2 separate regions of the Mus musculus genome follow, and region 2 is linked to region 1. A link is a loop called in an ENCODE intact Hi-C map of the cell type or tissue named here. Cell type or tissue: left cerebral cortex. All regions are shown on one strand. Each heading gives the region's core, and the rest is flanking DNA. Links, peaks and the distances in the headings are about the cores only.

What was found. A loop is a pair of places that touch in the nucleus more often than their neighbours do. Peaks named below come from ENCODE experiments on the same cell type or tissue, not always from the same donor. Only the 100,000 strongest peaks of a DNase experiment are listed, where the experiment ranks them.
Region 2: a loop joins it to region 1, with 2.5 times the contacts of the local background. A loop is called at or near these places in 1 of 42 quality-filtered maps.

What each region holds. Positions count from the first base shown.
Region 1 is chr17:70,999,304-71,004,683 of GRCm38, forward strand. Myl12a (myosin, light chain 12A, regulatory, non-sarcomeric) reads right to left here and starts at 3,230. Exons shown (of 4, transcript NM_026064.2): 1 at 2,805-3,230. It also overlaps a transcript of Myom1 not described here. In left cerebral cortex, for the core only: CTCF peaks have their summits at 2,982, 4,155 and 4,984 (motif pointing right); DNase peaks (open chromatin) are centred at 2,564, 2,965, 3,298 and 4,220; H3K4me3 peaks cover 2,385 bases; H3K27ac peaks cover 1,939 bases.
Region 2 is chr17:71,227,473-71,232,852 of GRCm38, forward strand. It overlaps Lpin2 (lipin 2), which reads left to right. Exons shown (of 20, transcript NM_001357791.1): 5 at 1,836-1,943; 6 at 2,800-2,923; 7 at 3,711-4,047. Among named protein-coding and RNA genes, the nearest start is that of Lpin2, 47 kb to the left of the region's middle. In left cerebral cortex, for the core only: a CTCF peak has its summit at 3,038 (motif pointing left); a DNase peak (open chromatin) is centred at 1,390.

The DNA of each region.
Region 1 (5,380 bases), core at 87-5,086:
GGAATGCAGTACAATGATTGGTCCGACTTGGGCAATGAGCTACATACTTCCCATTCCAGAGCAGTGACTCTCAAGTTAAAACAAGGCATAAAGGTAATGAAAATGTGATGCGGGTGGTGAATGCTTTAACCCCAACACTGGGAGGCAGCTGTGGATGCACAGTGAGACGTGATCATTAAACACTTAAGAGTTCAGAATGGTTCCCTTCTTTCTAAGGCTCAGAGAGGAGACTGCAAATCCAGTCACTATCACTTGGAAGTGACATTATCACTGTTTGTAGAATCAAGATCAGATGTTTGTCGTACTTCAAGAAGCTAATTCTGTCCCAGCACTTGGGAGGCAGAGGGAGGTGGATTTCTGAGTTCGAGGCCAGCCTGGTCTACAAAGTGAGTTCCAGGACAGCCAGGGCTACACACAGAAACCCTGTCTTGAAAAAAACAAAAACAAAAAACAAAAAACAAACAAACAAACAAAGAAGCCAATTCTGTCCAAATCTGGTAATATGTATGATGCTGGGCCGCAACTCTTTCAAGATGACATTGACTCACAGGTCTGTCTCCCACACAGAAACCTGGAGCTTCACAGCCATGACACAGCCAAATACCCACCTACCCAAACAACACCAACCTACAAACGCGAGAGAAAAGAAAATATCCAAAATTTTAGTGGAGATTCGCTTTCGTACCTTTGGATACAACTTTTGCACTTCAGATGTTAAAATCTTAAAAGATCTCTAAAGATCTCTAATATATTTTATACGCCTACTGAAAGACTCTTAATAACACTCCTCTGTAGAGTCGACTGAGCCCCCTCGACAGGCAAGAGAAACTCTAATCTCTCTGTCCAAGCTCAGGTAAAGGAGCACGGTGACGTCAGAGGGAATCTTTGAGAGTGGCGCTGGTCTCTTTGCTGTAGTTCTAAAAATGTGAAGCTGTAAAATAATCCTCAAGTTAGTTTAAAAAGAGCAGAATAAAACTGCAAATATTTGTTAGGGTTTACGGCAGGATCACCTGAGAACCTCACTTTGAAGGCTTTGTGAAAGATCTTTGGTATGAGACTGGCTGGCTGGCCTTCTAGAAAACAGCAGAAAGTTTCAGATCATCAACAGAGAAGGGAGGGCAAGGGTGGTCAAGGTAGTTTCTATTCACAGATGGCAATGAGTATAACCTTGTTTTAAACCAAGACAGTGCTGTAGCCATGCATGGTGTATGGTGTGGGTTGTTTGCAGTTCTGCCTCATGTATGCTAGGTATGCACTCTGCCACTGAGCTACCCCCCCCCCCCCCAAGAATAAGCGACAGCCTCATGCTTAAGGAAGACATCAGACTGTGAAGACAGTCCTGGAGAGGCTTTCTCCACATGCCAAGGGCAACCAGATTTTACAGAATCTTTAGAAATGTAGACTTTATAGAAACGTTGGTACTTAAGTTTTGAAAACGCTAAAGCTGGTGTGATGGCTGGTAACTGGATTTATAATCCTAGCCCTGGAAGTAGGAAGACCATCTTAAGTTCCAGGCCAGCATGGACTAAAAGGAGACCCTACCCAAACTAACAAACAAATTAACAACAACAACAAAAGAGCAGACTATGAAACTTCTTAAGTAGGACTAAGCCATACAAAGATATACATGAGATTGCCTAAATTAAATAGAATCTCACGTGCCTAAACTTGTAATAGATGTAAAAGATAGAAATTCTTAACAGAACATCTAAACTAAGCATACTTAGTTAATACCTTTTAATAAAAAAGCTCTCTTAAAACTAGTAAATATATCCTTCCAAATACTCCCATTTCAAAACCTCAGGTATTTGGCCTGCTTCGAAGTCCAGATCAAATCTCTATTATTTAATCAGTGCATTTCTTACTAGATGAGATGTGGGGGAGGGGATAGACTCAGTTTTTAAAAGTTGGTATTTCAGTTTCAAGGAAAACCAAGTCTTTATTTCTTAGGCACACTTCCGGTTGACAGTCAGCTTGGATCTTCCCACAGCCACACCCAAAAAAAGTTTTGAGCACCTTTTAAAAGTCATTAGTCGCCAGGATCGACTTGTCAACTACACCTCACTTTTGAAGACAAAATACCTTTCTAATTAATCCTCATCAAAGGCCATCCAGAAAAAAAAGAAAATATCAGCAATTTTAGTGAAGATTCGCTTTCGTCACCTTTTGATACAACGTCTGCACTTCAGATGTTAAAATCTTAAAAGATCTCTAAAGATCTATAATATAGTTTATACGCCTACTGAAAGACTCTTAATAACACTCCTCTGTAGAGTCGACTTAGCCCCCTCGACAGGCAAAAGAAGCTCTAAATCTCCTCTCTGTTCAAATACCGCTTTAAAAAAGTTTTACTTAGAGGGGCGCACACTAGAGTTGTATATCTGAACAGGGTCTTGCTACTACACATAGCCGCGCAGCTGCGACGACAGTTGCCGAGGGTGGCGGTGCTATCTTACGGTTTTATCCGCACACTCCCTCCTCGATCCCGGCAAGTTTACGTTAGCAACTCAACAGAGCTCCGGAGTCAGCTCTCTGGGGCTCTCTGGTTTCGCGGGGAGGCAAGGATCCAAGGCGCGCGGCGCCGGCGAGCTAAGCAACATTTCCCAAGTTCCTAGTGTGGGAAGCAGAGCGGGGTCTGCGCCCCGGCCGCCCCCAGCTCGCTCCAGCTCTCCCCCGGCTCGCGCACACATGCCCAGGTACGCTCCCCGAGCCGCGGCTCCCGCCGGTCCCCGCCGCCCCGCGGGGACACCTTCCCGGGCCGGACCGAGCCGCCCCCGCCCCGCGCCGCGGCCAGCACCACTCACCCTGCTCAGCCGCGAGAACCGAGAGTGAGCGTCTCCGCGAAGCTCCGCCGCTGCCGCCCTCCCAGACTTTCTAACTTTCCAGACTCCGCAGTACGGCCACTTCCGGCCTCCGCTCGCGAACCGGAAGGAAGCCTAGCGGCCATGCTCCTTCGCCTCGGTGCGCCAGCCCGGACGGGAGGGGGCGCCTCGGGGAAGGTGACAGAGCGGATGGCAGGCGTGGGGCGCCGACGGGGAGTCCGGGACGCGGAGTAGGGCTTAAAGAATCCTGTGGAGGGTCTCTCGGTCTAATCACCGGCTCTTCCTCTTTCTCCCGTCTCTTTTAGAATTGTGATTCTGCGCCCTCCCCCCTGTCAGCAGATGGTTGCGCCTGGCCCGGAGCTCTCCCTCTGCCCGCATTCCAGAGCGCGGCGAGAGGCGGGGACCCCCGTCTAAGTCCTTTTAGGGCAATTGAGGAGCCGGGCCGCGGACGTCACGTGACTGGCCCTGGCCCCGCCCCCCAGAGCCCGGGGCCTCCCCTCGCCCCGCAGCTGGAGCGCGCCTGCGCAGGAAGCTAGGGTGACTCACTGTCTAGGTCAGCGCCTCTGGGTCTGGGCAGCGTGGGAGTTTTTTATGGAGTTCTTCACGCTTCCCACGCGGGAGGAAACACTGAAGTTTCAGGGCCGCCGCCGCGCTGTCTCTTTGGTCCACTTAAGAGTTCATGAATTCAATATCGATTGCCCTCTTCCCAAACGTTCTCTGGAACTTTCTACAAGAGTCCCCCTTTACCCTGATGGTGACTCCTGCTTGCTCCACCTATGTCGCTCGAGGGTGAATGATGTAATTGGAATAAAGTGCTGGACCAATTTACCCGCCGGGTCTCCTTGCGTGGAGCAGCTGCTAACAATAGTTCTTATTTAAAGGAAGAGAGATTATTACGAGCCTGGCGGGATTCGTATCCCCAAGACTGGATGTTTTCTTCAAGAAACATTCCTCCCATTAATCAGTGATATGGTTTGAAGTTAACTCAAAAGCAGAGCCGCTGAGGGGGAAAATGTCCTAATCCTACAGATGTCAGAAACAAAATTTTTCTCCCTTTGATACTTGTACAAATACAAATAACTGGGTACTTCATCTCCAGCTCCCTACACCAAGGTCTTTAAGAGTGTGTTCTTCATCTTCAGGGACTTTAAGGGGCCCAACATGACTTTTAAGGAAGACTGGGGACACAGCTGGTGGCTGGCTATGACAGTACAAACTCAGAGGTCTGAGCAGTCAGAGACCGTGGATTCTGAGGCAGTGCAGCAATGCCCTAATGCCTCTACGAGGAGGTGGCCTGTCACCCTGGAAAGCTTAGGCCTTCCTCAGCTCCCTGTCCAGAAGGAGAACACCAAAACCCCTTTTCAGGATGGGCATTATCCGTCCCACCTCAGCTGGAAAACGGGACCTTGTTGCTTCTCTAGGAGCTGCCTGATATGTCCTTGCCAAATGAATCAATAGGTTTAGACTGGTAAGTGCTGTGGGAGGAGGGGGAAGGCTCTGGCTTGCCTGTTTTAAAATGAACAGTTGCTACCTCGGGACTGGGTTGTGGGATGGAAGAGAAAGGGCGGAGATCTACAAGGAAACAAATATGAATAAGTTACAGAAGAGCAAATAAACCTACCTGGGGACTAGTGGAAGATGTCCCAGAGGGCAATTGTGCCGATTCTAGGAGTTGATAGAGGAAAGAGGAGAGAGAAGTGTGTCAGGTCCTCTGGAGGGGCAAAGAACCCAGCTCATATGAAATTGGTTTCTGTTCACCCTGTATTCATTGCCATAGATAACCATGGACATATCAAATCAAGGTGGAAAAGGAAGTCTGCATAGTGTAATGTCTGATATGAAGTTCTAATGACTACACCCACTTCTGAAGGCCTCTGACATCTACGAGCCTGTTCTTTTGTAACCTAACAGAACTCTTCATGAAACAGCAGGTGAGTCCTTTTTACTCCAAGTTTGACAGTTTGGGTTCTGCCCCATATCTTTCCTTTAGCAAGCTGTGTAACTCGGAGAGCAAGTCCCTGGGTTGACCTGAGGCCTAATTTTCTGATATCCCTCCAGCCCGCCTTACAAGGCTTTCTGGTGAAATGAGATCATTTACAATTTCAGTTATTTCTTTTGTGTATATGGATATTCAACTGCATGTACATCTACACACCAGAAGAGGGCATCAGATCCCATATATGTGGGTGCTGGGAATTGAAGCCAAAACCTCTGCAAGAACAGCCAGTACTCTTAACTGCTAAGCTACCTCTCCAGCTCCTTGCTTACTGTGGGTGGTTTGAATGCGATTGGCACAGGGAGTGAGTGGCACTATTAGGTAAGACCTAGTTGGAGTGGGTGTGGCCTTGTTGGAGGAAGTGTATCACTGTTGGAGTAGGCTTTGTGTCGCCTATGCTCAGGCTCCACCTAATGTGGAAAGGCAGTCTCCTCTAGCTACCGCAGAGGACAGTCTCCTACCGCAGAGGACAGCCTCTCCTGGTCGCCTTCAGATCCAGACTCTTGGCTCCTCCAGCACAGTGTCTGCCGGGACGCTGCCCTGATGATAATGGACTGAACCT
Region 2 (5,380 bases), core at 253-5,252, 230 kb after region 1:
GTCCCCAGAGCCGAAAATTAGCAAAGTTTTAGAATTCTTTAAAAATGAGCAACTTTATCTCAGGAAGTGACAATATTTCTAAGACACACACAAAGCCTCTACTAAACACACGAGAACTGCAACGCTAAAGGAATTCTGTAAACAGATAGTGTCAGTCAGTACATGTCGATATACGACCAGAACTGCTGGGGTCCCAACTGCGTGATAGTTGTTGCTATGGTTGCCAGCACCTATTTGCTTGGTAAGAAGGCATCATGGTACATGTGAGCTTGAGCCTCTGGCAGCATTCAGGGCTAAGTGGTCTGCTCTTCATTCATTTGGATGCTAGTAAGCTGTTAACATCACCCTTTGGAGGAGCCCTCCCCCGAAATTTCCTTAGAACAAAAGTCTGTTTAATTATGCATCTAACAGAAACTAGACAGTAAGAATTAGCTAGCTGTGGGAGTGAGTTCAGGATGTATTATGAACTCAGTGGTGTCTGGCCTGTGACAATTTTTCTTCTCACCCTCCAGGAGGACTGAGCTGCGGCCATAAGCTGCTCAGCTGTGGGGTGTATTCTGAGAAATGCATTAATAGAGAGGCTGACACAGTCTAAATGATACAGAGCTGCCCTTCATCATGAATGTGCTTAGTGAGGACCACAGTGGACACACAGGGATGTATTCAGTCCACAGCCACTGGCCATGCCCTCCACTACATCCCACACAGCCACTGGCCATGCCCTCCACTACATCCCACACAGCCACTGGCCATGCCCTCCACTACATCCCACACAGCCACTGGCCATGCCCTCCACTACATCCCACACAGCCACTGGCCATGCCCTCCACTACATCCCACACAGCCACTGGCCATGCCCTCCACTACATCCCACACAGCCACTGGCCATGCCCTCCACTACATCCCACACAGCCACTGGCCATGCCCTCCACTACATCCCACACAGCCACTGGCCATGCCCTCCACTACATCCCACACAGCCACTGGCCATGCCCTCCACTACATCCCACATTCAACCTACATACTGAGCTGTCTTGTCTCCCCAGCCTCAATTTTTCGTTTCTTTAGGGAAAGTTTAACCTTTGATTTATTTTTATTAGATAATGGTTGGTTCCTAGTGTCTGCTTGAGTATGTTCTTTTTTCCTTTTGAGTAAGATTGTATGTGAGAGTCCATTGAGGGAAGAATTTTAACAGAAAGATCTTGGAAGATGCATGCATTCCTATGTCTTAAGTGATTTTTATCTGTGTGGGAAGGCAGGTAATAGAAAAAGAGGTAATAGAAAGTGTGCTAGAAGGGAAGTAGTACTGAAGAAGTAACAGCGCTTTCTTTCCGTGCTCTCAGCCCTAGAGTGAGTGGGATGGCTCTGGGTTATGTTTAGTACGCTGTCGGCGCACTACTGCTCTGTAAGGCTTACACTCAGTACACTATTGAGCTGAGTGTTCTAGAGGAGCCCTGAACCTGCAGTACAGTGCTTTGTGCTTCTCAGAGGTTTCCGCCATTTCCACATGCTTCCATAGAAACCTCCTCGTGACTGAGAAGTAGACAGAACACATGACAAATTAACTCCCTGAAGACAAGAACTGAGGCCGTAGCTTTTTACTTTGGACAAATTGTTATACTAAACTGCCGGATCTTTGACTACATGCTATTTACAATGGAATTTTAACCTTAAGATGAATAAATGACACCCACTGAGTAGCACTGTGCTGAAGTGGTGACAACATATTGTTTGCATCAGTTTACTGGGGAGGGTTTAAAGCTCACATACCATTCCTGCCTTACTTTTTTTTTACATATTATTCCTGTTTTTTACTTTGTTTTTCCCTTTGGAAGAGGATCTTCAAATGCTTCCTTAAAGGAAGAGGACTACAAGGAGCCTTCACTCTTCCATTCTGGGGATAACTACCCCTTATCTGATGGAGATTGGTCCCCATTAGAAACGTGAGTATCCTTGAAATTTATTTCTGTTTTCCTAAGGGGAAGGGGACGCTTATCAGTGGCTTTCGTTATTTGATAGTGATACCACTTTCCCATTTGTGTAATAGTAGAGTAACCATTAGGTAAAATTTAGCATGAGTATGAAATGATTTTCAACAACCATGTTGTTCCTAAGTTTCATCTTATTCTAATGGTGCTTGCCTGTTGTAAGTCTGAATAATCAGCCTAGAATTTGCCTGAGCTACCACTAAATTCTAGGTCTTTGGTGTCACATACCACAGTGAGAGAACATGTGACCATACTGTTACATCTGTGATCAAACCTTTAGATTTTTAAATGATTTTTTAAATTTATATATGTTATGTGTAAGGTTGTTTTGTCTGCATGTATGTCTGTGTACTCACAGAAGCCACGGAAGAGGACGTCAGATCTCCTCCCTAGGACGTTAGGATTGCAGGTGATTACAGGCTTAGCAGACAACTGTGAGCAACCATGGGCTTGCTGGGACCCCAGGTCCTCGAGTTCTTTATTACGAGCCATCTATCTGGTCCCACGGTAACTGATTGTTGAGCCCACCTTCCTGTGTGTTTTTTGCCTTACAAAATTACCTGTATCACTGGTTTCTGCTGAGAAACTAGTAAATAATACATACCATGGTGGGTCTACAGAGGACCTAGGAAGCCCTTAATAATCCTAGCTGGCATTTTTATTTCATTAAAGAACTCCAGGAAAATGTGTAATTGATGCTCCCCTCAGGAGGAATGTGCAGCTCACAGCTGGCCTTGCTCCTCTCTGCTCTGTGAGGCTGCGGCTCACCTGTGAGACTGAAGCCTGCTTCCCTTTGTTCTTGTGTTTGCAGCACCTACCCTCAGGCTGTGTGCCCCAAGAGTGACTCTGAGCTGGAGGTGAAGCCATCTGAGAGCCTCCTCAGATCTGAGCCGCACATGGAGTGGACGTGGGGCGGGTTCCCAGAGTCCACCAAGGTACGGGCTCACAGGGAAGACGGGATGTCTGACTAAATTTTAGTAAAGATCATTTTCCTCCATTAAATGAAAGAAGCGATTTCTCACCAAACTCAGAGAATTATCATGGCAGTGCCCTCTTGTGGTCAGAAAAAGTGTTTTAAAAAGTAAATAAAAATTAACATTTCATAATATTTCCACTATACGTTTACTTGTAACTGAAGGAATCCAGTATCTTTTGTAATTTAAGATACCTAAATTAGAGTTTCCACACTGAAATTTAATAACTAAAGGTAGGATGGGGCATAGCTCAATTGATAAAGGTTTGTCTTGCGTGCTCAAGACATTGGGTCATGCATGTCCCCAACATCAGGAAGAAGGAAGTTCATAAAATTTTTCAGCTGCTCACACTGAGAGAGTAATCAACGGAAATTTCCATTTTGTGAGATCATTTAGATCTTCTGTTGAATTCAGTTTTATTAAAACAGAAATGTACTTGCTTTTTTGACTGCTGTAAGGAACACTGGAATCATGTTTTATGATGAGGTTCTCATGTATACTATAAGCTCTTTCCCTCAAGATGACATTTTCTGTCCTAGACTCTGAAAACTGTCTATACAGTTTTCTCCAGTGTTTGACTCTGATGATAATAGTTACAAATGTGACTCTTATAAATGTCATGACATTGAACCAAATAGTTATTTTGCCAATAGTGTTCTGTTTCACAGCTAATGAATGTATTACCATATATAAAATTAACCATAACAAATGCATTTGAAGTTAGTTTTTAAACAATTCACCTTTGCAGGTCACCAAAAGAGAACGGTATGACTATCATCCAAGGACAGCTACGATTACACCATCAGAGAACACACATTTCAGGGTAATTCCCAGTGAAGACAGCCTCATAAGAGAAGTTGAAAAGGATGCTACTGTTGAAGATACTACCTGTACCATAGTGAAACCCAAACCTAGAGCCCTGTGTAAGCAACTGAGTGATGCAGCGTCTACTGAGCTTCCCGAATCACCTCTTGAAGCACCTCAGATTTCATCGTTATTAGATGCAGACCCTGTTCCCAGCCCATCAGCAGAGGCTCCCTCAGAACCCAAACCAGCTGCTAAAGACTCACCAACAAAAAAGAAAGGTAATTGCTGGACCTCACATACCGTCAGGGTAGAGGGTATGCTGTCTCTGTGTGATAGTCCTTTGTGGTTTTGCTCTCCAGTCAGACAGAACCTGTCCCAGACTTGACTATGGTGACTTACCCATTGTGGCTTCTCTTGCTCTCTAATTTCCTCCCTGCCCCCCCCCCCAAAAAAAAGAGACTTTCAACTTCCATGCTTTTGTTTTGGTCTTCCAAGTCAACACTCAGGAAGATTTTAAGAAGTGCTTAGTAAGGGCTAGAGAGATGGCACAGAGGTTAGGAAGTGTTTAGTAAGAAGGAAATGAAAGAGTTCCAACCCATTGATGAGCATAGTGACAGTCCCATTGTCAACATGAGGAAACCATACATGTCTTCCCCAAGCATATCACGATGTGTGCTGTGCTTTTACACAAGATTCGTGTGTTGTCTTGAATTATTAACTAAGAATGTTAGTGAATGAAATCGTCAATGACCTTTTGCTTAGAAATAAAAATAGAACAGAGAAAAAGTGTTTTCTCAGACCTCTGCTTAGCTGAAGCAAAATGAAATCTTTTGTAGGTTTGGTGTGGTTGAAGAACAACTGTCTACTAGGGGATAGATGCATCAGTGGTTATGACCATGGCTGTGTCTCCAGAGGACCCACATGGCAGCTCATGACTGATTCTAGTGCCCGGGGACCCAACGCCCTCTTCTGGCCTCTGTGGGCACCAGGCACACAGCCATATATCAGGCAAAACATGCATATACCTAAAATGAATAGAAATAAAAATACTTTTTAAATGTCCACTAATTATTAGTGCTTTCTTTCAGTAATTTCCCTCCTTAAACTGGTGTGCAGACTGAGAAGGCCAGCCCTTGTCACAAGCACTCACTCTATATCAATTGTTTTAGATCGGGCTTGTTGCTAAAAGACACACAGTTACCCAGTGAGAGCCAGAAACTACACACTCTGAATGCTAGCTTGGAGCCCATGTATGTATGTATGTATGTATGTATGTATGTATGTGTGTATATGTGTGTATATGTGTGTGTGTATGTATGTATGCATGTGTGTATATATGTGTATGTGTATATATGTATGTATGTGTATATGTGTGTGTGTATATGTATGTATGTATCTCCACCTGTCATATTTAGCTGAATTACTGCTTCACTTTGATGGAAGAAAAAAATCAAACATTCTATTATCAAAAATTGATACAGGCTCAGATCATTCAGAAATAAGGTGTTCAAACTAAGAGTGTTGGCTATCCGGGGTGTTTGTGGCCGAATCTGACACATAGCTGATGGTGGCTCTCACCAAAATCTGCATAGTGTTTGTTCTGTTGTAAGA